Linked DNA regions of Homo sapiens: region 1 is linked to region 2. Evidence: chromatin loops called from intact Hi-C (ENCODE). Cell type or tissue: Caco-2. All regions are shown on one strand. Each heading gives the region's core, and the rest is flanking DNA. Links, peaks and the distances in the headings are about the cores only.

Region 1 (4,940 bases), core at 685-4,684, 620 kb before region 2:
TAAAATTTCCAAAAACTGAAACAATTCAGCAAGCAAAAAACAAATCACCCCATTAAAAATGGGCAATATATGGGTGTGGCAGCGTGCACCTGTAGTCCCAGCTACTTGGGAGGCTGAGGCAGGAGAATTGCTTGAACCTGGGAGGTGGTGGTTGCAGTGAGCCAAGATCACACCACTGCACTCCAGCCTGGGTGACAGACTGAGACTCTATCTCAAAAAAAAAAAAAGCATGAAAAATAGATCATTCTATCAAAAAGACACATGCATTCATATGTTCATCACAGCACTATTCACAATAGCAAAGACATAGAATCAACCTAGGTGCCCATCAGTGGTGGACTGGATAAAGAAAATGTGGTATGTACAAACAATGGAATTCTATGCAGACTTGAAAAAGAATGAAATTATGTCCTTTTCAGCAACATGGATGTACCTGGAGGCCATTAATTTCTCAGCAAATGAATGCAGGAACAGAAAACAAAAAAGTTCTCACTTATAAGTGGTAGCTATGCATTGGGTACATATGGACATAAAGATGGCAACAATAGAAATTGGGGTGGAGGGCAAGGGTTGAAAAACTATTGGGTACTATGCTTACTACCTATGTGATGGGATCTGTACCCCAAACCTCAGCATCACATAACATGCCCATGTAACAAACCTGCACATGTACCCCCATACCTAAAATAAAAGTTGAAATTAATTAAAAGAAAGATTTAACAAGAGACACTGGGGATTACTAAAGGGGGAGGAGGGATGCGGAAAACGGTTGAAAAACTAACTATTGGATACTATGCTCACTACCTGGATGACAGGATCATTTATATTCTAAAATGTAGCATTGCACAATATACCCATGTAAGAAACCTGCACATGTACTGCCTGAATCTATAATAAAAGTCCAAATTATTAAAAAAACCATTCTCACTTGGGCCCTACCTGAATGCTAGCAACTAATATTATATTTTTAAAAAACTGATGTAAATATCTCTTTTCCTTTTTCTTTTTTTTAAATTATAAGATCTTGTTAGAAGTATCTCACTGGGTTCTGATCAGAAACAAGTGAGAGGAACTAAATAAATAACTGATTTCTACATAAAGTCAAATTTTATTCTCAGTAGTTGCTGATAATTCAATTGTGGCTTAAATTAGTGTTTTCAAAGTCAGTATCAATTAGTAACATATTTTCCTTTTAGCATGTATATAGACAGAGGTGATAGATGGAATCTTCAAAAAAATGTCCAGCCCAGTTATCTGCTTCTGTTTACAGAAAACTTAGCATACATTCCATGGATTTTTGTTTTCATAATTGTATGTCTATCTGAACATCAAAAATCAAGAATTAAAAATAAAGTAAAATTTTTAGATGTTTAGCAGGAAGACTTCAACCTTCAACGAACAACGCAAAGAGTAAAAATTGCTAAAGTGTAGTGACAGCACCAAAAACAAAGTAGTGGAGACTGCTAATTTGTATCTCCATTTCCGTTCTCTCCTTCTTTTTTAGTAATAGAATCACCTAACTTTTAGCTGAGCACATGGCTGACTAATTAGAGATTACATCTTTTAGACTCTTTTTGCAGCCAATTATGGCCATAAGAATTAGTTCAGAACAACAGAGTATAAGAAAAAGTGATATATACAATTTCCATGCTGTGTCCTTATAGACAATGCTGCTTGCCCTGGACTTCTTTCTTTCTTTCTTCATGATAGCCGGGAATAGCTACAACTGGAACAGACATCTTGGCCCCAGAAAGGAAAGCAAGTGCTGAGGATGATAGGGTTCACCTGCCAGCCCTGAATTGCTCATATTTGTATTATTATGTGAATAAGAAATAAAATTCTATCATATTTAAATCACTCTGTTTTAGACATTTTCTGCTACATAGCTTAGTCTGTACCTTAATAAATGCAATGCCATTTTGTCAAGGGACAGCTGAGCTTGAGACATTCAATCCCTTGAGTAAATCCTGTAAAATTTAAGTCCCAGGGTAAATACTTCCAGCTAACTGAAAGAAGAGAGACAAAGATTAAGAGGGTGAAGGTGTGGGCAAGCTTTATTCCCTCCCTATATCAATATGGAAGCAGCAGTGAGCTAGAATTCATAAGAGCTGCATTATAGCCCCATCTCCCAAATCTGTTGGTATCACATTAGGAGACCTGAGATAAGAGTCTCCTCATCTCAGAATTTCAGTATTCTCATTTGCAAAATGTTTTTCTAAAAGTGTAATCTCTCCATTTATGAAGCCTTACCTGTCCTTCTCAGACTGGTTGTGCCATTCCCGTTCCCAGCTCCGGTCAGGGCAATAGTCCCACTCTACTTCTTCTGCCATGATATAGTAGATTCTTGCAGCTTGGTAGCGTTGGCGAGGGGTGGCTTGGTGGCCAGGACACTGGGAGACATTATAGATTGCCCTCATCCCTGCTTCTCGATGGCTGCCTGCCTGGCAATAAATCTCAAATGTCCCTGAGGGAGGATCAGAGAGAAAAATCTGACTCAGAACATCCCTGGGTAGTGCCTGGGGGATTTCCTGCCTTTCCCTAGGCATACTGCAGAAAAGAGTTAGTTTCAGATAGTCTCAGATAAGGCTCTTGCCTTAACTACACATAGATAAAAGAGTATTTAAAGTTTATTGAGAGTAATGGGCTCAAAGGTTAAGAGCTCCGGCTCCAAAGCTACATACACTGGGTTTATTAAAACTAAACTCTGCCGCTAGAATAACCAACTTCTTCCAGGGTGTTTCTAGTTTTAGCACTGTAAGTCCCATATTCCTAGAAACCCCTCAGTACTAGGCAAACTGCCATGGTTGGTAACCCTATCTTTCATTTATTATATATAAATCATATATATATACATATATAAAAATATATTATGTGTGTGTGTGTGTGTGTATATATATATATATATATATATATATGCACACATAAAACCTTGTGGCAATTGCTAAACCTCTGTGTTTTTCAGTTCCCTCATCAGTAAAATGAGGATTATTTTACTTTATTTGGTTGTTTTACAATTAAACACAATAATTTGTGAACAGTGCTTAGTATAGAACATATTCAATGTTCAGTTAAGTGATGCTATAAATAAGTAAATATAGCTGTAATAATTCTTATTCCAAGAAAAACATTGATGAGTTGTCTCCTATCAAGTACCAAAGAAATAAAGTAGACTTCAATAGTTAGGTAAAAAGAAAGAGAATGTCTTGATTGCAGAGGGATGCTTACCTAAGACAGCTTTAGAAGGTCCTTCACTCATTTTTTACAATGGAATGTGCAGGTAACAGTCTTAAATGTCTGTGTTGTGAAGTTGCCTGGACCAGATCTTAAGCTCCAAATTTCTAACTCAAGGATACTCAAACTCAATGTCGATCAAAAGAAGCTAAATTTCTTAGAACATTACTCTCATTGTTTCCTTACTTTGCTGCTCAGTGCTTATCCCATCACTACAAACTCTTCTTCCTGGCTTTCAAAGCCTTCTATGAGTTGGCACCAAACTACCAATCCAGTTCCACCTCCCACACATTGTCTCAAACTCAACTAGCACTCCAACTACATGGAACTCTGACTGTTTCTCTCACACATCTCATTCATTCCTACCTTGAAATCTTCATTCATTTTGTTATCCTCTTTCTGGAACTTACCTGCCCACCCCACCCCCAAGTATCTATGAGAGTCCACTCATTATCCAAGACTCAATTCATGTTTCTTTTCCAGAAAGCCCTCCCTGACTATTTTGGCCCAAATAGAGTTCTACATTCTTCACTTCTCCACCTCTAATGCACTTTATATCTAAACCACATGTTAAAGGGCTAAGTGCCCCTCTCTTTTAAAATGATCCCTTCTACTAGTTTATAAACACGTTGAAAGAAAGGGTCTACTCATTTCTTTCCACATCTACTTCTTCTATTTCCCTTACCACCGTTATCTATTGCATCAGTAAATCCTATCAGCAATTCCTTCAAAATTATTTTTTCGTTTAAACTGCCACTTCCCGAGTCCAAGCCACAAGCTTCTCTCACAGAGAAAACTGCAATAGCCTCCAAATTGTCCTTTCTATTTCTGAGGAGACCAGCTTTATGTCAAGTGTTTGTCAAACTCAGGACTAGGTTAATATTATTAAAGCGTTGAAGACACTTGTTCAAGGATGTTTTTCCCCCCAGATATGAATGAAATTTACAGGAGTAAAACAAAAGTTTAATAGGAACTGCGTGGAGCTGACAGGTTGTTCTTACAAACACTATTGCCATCTAATGGCTGGAAAAAAAAATACACCATAGGGACTAAAGAAAAGATAACTGCTCTATTATGAAATTCTAGAAATACATAGAATCTGAAGAAACATTATAGTCAAATATCTTCATAAAAGGAAGAAAAAGGATATAGAGGGAAGGAGAGATGGAGGGAGGACAAAAGGACAGAAGGAAGGAAGGCAGAAAGGAAAGAATCAAGGCAGGAAATCTAGCTAGAGAGAAGGGAAGTAATTAGACCAAAGTTACGCAGCAAGTTAATGAAAGAGCCTGAACTAGGGCTCCTGTGTTCTGATTTCCAGGCTGAAATTGTTACATCACCACACACACACACAAACACACACACGGGGTGGCAGGGGGCAGAGGGTGGGGCGCATCATGGGTAGAAAGAGAAAGAGAGAGGGAGAGATCAGAAATGAGTCTGTAGAAAGCCTCACAGAATATCAATTTGATAGCACTTATAAGTGCATTTTATTGACCTTCCTCCCAATAAAAGTACTGTACCTATAAAATCTCTGTGTTGTCAAGTCCACTCCCTGCCATATAAGAACTTCACTAAAGCTGAGCAACATCCCAACTTCCCTTCTGTTGTTCCAGAAAAGAGCTTCCTCCACCTTCTACTAACTATTCTGCCTGCAGCTGAGTAGGGAATCCAAGTAACCAGAACATGGAGAGCACATTGAAGAAGAAAAA
Region 2 (6,077 bases), core at 934-4,933:
TTTGGGAGGTCAAGGCAGGAGGATTGTTTGAGCCCAGGAGTTCAAGACAGCATGGGAAACATCGTGAAACCCTATCTCTACTAAAAATGCAAAAAGTAGCCAGGTGTGGTGGCACACGCCTGTAGTCTCAGCTACTTGAGAGGCCGAGGCACAAGAATCACTTGAGCCCGGGAGGCAGAGGTTGCAGTGAGCTGAGATCATGCCACTGCACTCCAGCCTGGGCGACAGAGTCAGACCTTGTCTCAATAATAATAATAATAATAATAATAAAGAAAATGTGGTGCATATAAACCATAGAATACTATGTAGACATAAAAAGCCTGCATGCAGTGGCTCACGCCTGTAATCCCAGCACTTTGGGAGGCCAAGGCTGGTGGATCACTTGAGGCCAGGGGTTCGAGACCAGCCTGGGCAACATGGCAAAACCCCATCTCTACCAAAAATACAAAAAGTAGCTGGCAATGGTGGTACACACCGGTAACCCCAGCTATTCAAGAGGCTAAGGCATGAGAATCCCTTGAGCCCAGGAGGTGGAGGTTGCAGTGAGCCAAGATCATGCCACTGCACTCCAGCCATGTCAATAGAGCAAGAATCTGTCTCCAAAAAAAGAAAAGGAATACTACACAGTCATTAAAAGGAGTGATAACATGTGCCTTGCAACAACATGAATGGAACTGGAGGCTATTATCCTAAGTGAACTAATGAGGAACAGAAAACCAAATACTGCATCCTCTCATTTATAAGTGGGAACTAAATGATGAGAACACATGGACACAGAGAGGGAAACAACAGAAACCAGGGCCTACTTGAGGGTGAAGGGTGGAAGGAGGGAGAGGATTGAGAAACTACCTATCGGGTACTGTGCTTATTACCTGGGTGACTAAATAATCTACAGTCAAACCCCCGTGACATGCAATTTACCTATATAACAAACCTGAACCTAAAATAAAAGTTAAATAAGCCAGCCACAGTGGCTTACGCCTGTAATCCCAGCACCTTGGGAGGCTGAGGCAGGTGGATCACCTGAGGTCAGGAGCTGGAGACCAGCCTGGCCAATATGGTAAAACTCTGTCTCTACTAAAAATACAAAAATTAGCCAGGCATAGTGGTGAGCACCTTTAATCCCAACTGCTCAGGAGGCTGAGGTTGCAGTGAGCTGAGATCATGCCATTGCACTCCTGCCTGGGTGACAGAGCGAGACTCTGTCTCAAAAAAAAATAATAATAATAAGTTAAATAATTTTTAAAAGCTTCTACTATGTAGGTTTTAGGACAGAGGAGAGTGGAATACTCGCTGTTGGAAGACTGCCCTCCTTCAGAATGCCCTCTCAGGCTCCCTTCCCCTTTAATCTACCATACTTTCAGTCAGGCTTGCCTGCCTTGTTCACCTTAACTGTCCCTTGGTGGCCTTGTATACGTATGAAGTACTGGGTCTTGCCCTCTCCATACGGGAGGGCTAGAACTCTGTCCATATCTTGGGAGCCTGTCCCATACGCTCTGTACCTTATCTGACCAGGTGAAAAGTCTCTGTAAATCCAGAATCTGGCCCCAAACCATTTTTGTGAACTCTTTTCCCACTCCGTCTCTCCTGCCACCTCAGACTACTCCCTATTCCGCCAAAACAGCATAATGTACCCATCCCTCATTTTTCCTTAAGCCATTCCTTCTGCCCAGAATGCCTGCCTTTCCCTCCCCCTCCTGCTCTCCCTTTCTCCAAACCCCTCCCCCACCACACACAGACATCTGTTCATCTTTCAAAGCCCAGTTAAAATGGCTCCTCCTCTGTGAGACCTTTCTTATCTGGTCAGAATATATCCCTCCTTCCTCCCTGTCACCTCCAGCAGTTTATAGTTCTATTTAGCACAGACTCCATTCTTCCTTGTGCACTGGTTATTTGTTTACTCATCTATTCCCCACTGGCTGGTAAACACTTTGAGGTTTACTCATCTTGGTGTCCCACCCACCATTCACTTCTCTCCCACCCACCACCGCAGCCTTGCCTCTATCACACAGTGCCTGGCATCTAGTTTGTGATCAATGTTTACTAAGCAAATGAATGGCTCCTTATCTTTTCCCTAGCGCCATGGAAAGCTCAAGAAAAATCCTGGCCCATGTGTTGTAGAGGATCCCTGCTTCCATGACCACCCCCTTCTCACCCTCACCCCCAAACCCATGCCTTGGCCCTTGTGCGCTTTTATTTTTTTTTTTTTACCCACCCTGTGTGTGACCCAAAGGCCCAAAATTGCATCGCTTGGATGTTCATTGGGAATTCACTCACATAGTTGCAAAATTATGAAGCTGGAAGGGATTTCAGGGACCCCCCCACCATCTGTCTCCTATTTCACAAAATGAGGAACTGAGGCGCCTAGAGGTCAAGAGATTTGCCCAAGTACCCTCAACATATTAGGAGCCTAGTCAGAACTAGATCCCTGAAAAGTTTTCGAGTTTTGATATTTGGTTTGCTTTGCGTGTAGCCACCGCCCACTAACCTTGCACAGAAAAATGGGTAAATGGCGCCACATAGTGGCTAAGAGGCTTAGCGTCACCTAATGGTCCTGTTCCTTAAAAGTGTAATTCCCAACCACATCCTGCTTTGCCTTTGTCTCCGAAAGAGGAGGATACAGGGAGGTCACCTTCCAGGAATATCCCGCAGAATATTCAAGTAGCCCCAGCTGCTCCAGGCAGGAAACAAGAGACAACCGTTTTCTTCAGTGTCTGCACCAGAAAGAGAGGGATTGGGGACAGCAGGCAGCTTGAAAGCCAGAGAGTCAGGCTTCCTAAAGGGGCTTGGAAGAGGCGTCTCAGACCTTCTGTAGCTGAACCAGCTCCGAAGCTGCCTCCTGGGCCTGTGTTGCTGGGCTGGCTGCTTTACTGAATGGTTCTTTGCCACATTTGGCCTGCCAGGAACTGGCTTCACAGCCTGACACAGGCCCTTCTACCCAAAATATGCAGGTCTGAAAACTCAGCGTCCAGAGCTGAGAGGTAAATACCCCTAGATTCTTTCAATAGAAATTTTAAACAAGCTATCTTGGAGGTTCGGAAGCTGGGCTTTTCCCTCTTCGCACATAGAATTGCACTCTAGTTGATGCGACCCACCACCCCCCGCCCCGCCCCACCCCATGAAGCCTTCCTCATCCAGCTCTTAGCAAGAATCTTCTACATTGTAGGTCAAAGGAAAAGGGACATTTAGACTCAGGCAGAAGAGGGAAAGGGGGACATATTTGGTGTCATATGCCAAGATCTGACAGCATGCCTCATCTGGGAATGGAGATTCTTGGAAGTTCAGGAGAAAACAAGAAGCTCCCTAGGGCTGAACCTAGGGCAGGGCCACCTGCTTGGCCCTGCCAATGAGCCGTCATCCTTGACCCCCGTTTGGCCTCTGGCTTGAAGCCTGGATGGAAGGAAAATGGGGGAGGATTTGGGCCCCCAGGAAAATGAGGCTTGGCCCTTGCTGGCTCTGGGAATAAAATTGGGGGCTGATGACTGAAAATCAGGCAGAGGCTCAACAACAAATCAAGCAAGAGTCCTGGGGTAAATGAATCTTCATTATTCTCCCATCTGGGCCGTGAGTTCTAGGAATTTGTCCAAAGGATGAGGCCCTGAGTGAGCTGGCTGCTGGCAGGCTGGTTGTGGTGCTTAGAAAATTGGGTGAGGGGAGGAAAGGATAATAAGTGAAGGGAAAATGGAGACCAGTGGGGGTAATAGGAGCTTAGGCAGGGGTCAAAGCATATTTTGTGGGCTGAGATGGAATTTATGCAGCCCAATGATGTTTAAATGAAGTGATCTTAGAAATCAATTTCCTGGTTGGCTTGGAACTCCTAGGAGTAAAGCAAGACAACTTTCCATACATGAAGGGCTCAGACCACAAGTTTCTCTTCCATCCATTCCCCTCTTCAGACCTGGAGCATACAATGCCATTGTCTCCTGGAGTTGTCCCCTCACCCCAAAGGGATGCTGATTCTGGAGCTCGGATGATTCTAATACTTGTTATCTAACCTCTTTACATCCATGGAGTATTCCATATACTTCAGCTACTTTTCAACATCTAACAATTAGAATGCCAGGGCAATCTGGCCATAATAGGTTACCACCTGGATGGCCATCTAATTAGCACCCCCATAGCTCTGTGAAGTTGGCAGGATGTGGAGAGCTCCCTCTTTCTCTCTCTCTCTCTCTCTCTCTGTCTGTCTAATACAGATGGAGTCTCTCTGTGTTGCCCAGGTTGCTCTTGAACTCCTGGGCTCAAGTGATCCTCCCGCCTCCCAAAGTGCTGGGATTACAGGTGTGAGCTACTACACCCAGCGGAGTTATCTCTATTTTGCAAAGGAGGAAACTGAGGCTCAGAGAGATGAAGTTGATTAGACGGAGAATATCCGTGCTGGATAGATCTCAGATCATTCTAGTCAAAATCACATTTTGATAATCAAGGCCCAACTCCTCCTACCCCTCAATGCCCATTTCCAGTGACTAGGTACTCAAACACCTGCAGCAACTTGGAAATCTCTATGATCTAAGGCAAACTTTGTCCTCAACCCATAGCCTATTAGGTATGGGGCTTGAACTAGGAAGCCAGGGCTTTAGAAAGGAGCTGGCACCTGACTTTGGGGAGCTTAGTGTTTCCCAAGTTGAAAGCTTTTACATGGTTTTAGCTAGTTTGCATCAGACATCCTCTTATGTTGTAGCCAAATCAAGACTCAAGGCGGGAGGGGGCAAAATCACCTGAGAAAAAGAAAGAGATAATAAGCGATAGAGTGCTGAAAATAAGCCTTTATCCTAGAAAAGTGTCTGGGCCAGGTAAAGGATGGGAGAGATGGGGTAGGACTGGAGGTGGGAAGGAAAGGAAAAGTCTAACCAACTCCATGGAACCCAGAAGATTTGAAGGATATCCAGCCAGCCTAGGATTAGAAGTTTGGATGCTGGTTAGAGGAGGCAGCACTGGGGTCTGATCCCAACTGGAATGCTACTACAATTGGGCCACTTTGTGCAGACCTTCCAGGTTAACAGCTGCCATGTTGCAGATAAACTCCTCATCCTTCACTGGAATGTCAAAGAATGAAATTTTAAGAGGAGGAATGCATGCCCAGGTGCGGTGGCTCATTCCTGTAATCCCAGCACTTTGACAGACCGAGATGGGTGGATCTCCTGAAATCAGGAGTTTGAGACCAGCCTGGCCAACATGGAGAAACCCCGTTGCTACTAAAAATACAGACATTAGTTGGGCGTGATGGTGGGCCCCTGTAATTCTAGCTACTGGGGAGGCTGAGGCATGAGAATCACTTGAACTCAGGAGGTGGAAGTTGCAGTGAGCCGAGATTGCACCACTGTACTCCAGCCTAGGCAACAGAGTGAGACTCCATCTCAAAAAAAAAAAAAAAAAAAAAAAAAAGGGTGTGTGGGGGGTGGAATGCAGCTCTCTTCTACCTCTGAGTAGCTGTTAAAAAAAAGGAATGCAGCTCTCTTCTAGCTCTGAGCAGCTGTTTTGGAATTGAAGGTGGGGGAGAAGTGTATCCCGAACCAGAGAAACTAACCTAAGAAATAATTCTATAGTGTTGCTATTATATAAGTAATAGGCATCATACATAAGACTAGTATTAGTAGGAAAACTGGGGCCCAGGGAGAAGTTATTGTTTACATGACATCAAAACTAAGCAGACCATTTGGTCCGTTTTGGTCAAATTGGTTCACCTGATTGATTTAGTGGAAAACAATTAGCTGAGCTTCTTGGCATGAAGCTTACCAAATAAAAAGTTCCTTCAACTAAATTTTTTGCTTTTCCACTCCATATTTTTGATTCATGGAGACACTAAGTCTGGTTCTCACCTCACCTTGAATCCTCAGCACAGAGGACAGAGGCACTTTTGTGCCCATCCCATGCCCACCACTGTTCCCTCTGCCCACCCTGCCCTTGCCAGACCTGGACTTACATCTAAGCAAGAAAAAGATTCTGTAGGAAATAGCTTAGAATATACTACTTCCTTTTCCCTCTCTCTCCCTCTGCTTCCTTCTCCCTCTCTCCCTGTTTACCTCCCTCCCATGGATATATAAAGGGCTCTGGACTCCTAATCCAGGGCCCAGCCC

Evidence for each region. Hi-C counts contacts between places; a loop is a spot of excess contacts. Peaks named below come from ENCODE experiments on the same cell type or tissue, not always from the same donor. Only the 100,000 strongest peaks of a DNase experiment are listed, where the experiment ranks them.
Region 1: it touches region 2 in a loop (8-fold over the local background); 4 of 110 quality-filtered maps call a loop at or near these places.

What each region holds. Positions count from the first base shown.
Region 1 is chrX:66,200,888-66,205,827 of GRCh38, reverse strand. HEPH (hephaestin) reads right to left here. Exons shown (of 21, transcript NM_001367233.3): 13 at 2,251-2,464. Among named protein-coding and RNA genes, the nearest start is that of HEPH, 39 kb to the right of the region's middle. In Caco-2, for the core only: no CTCF peak of the experiment used is centred there; a DNase peak (open chromatin) is centred at 2,507.
Region 2 is chrX:65,578,562-65,584,638 of GRCh38, reverse strand. No RefSeq gene overlaps it. Among named protein-coding and RNA genes, the nearest start is that of LAS1L, 47 kb to the right of the region's middle. In Caco-2, for the core only: a CTCF peak has its summit at 2,489 (motif pointing left); a DNase peak (open chromatin) is centred at 2,518.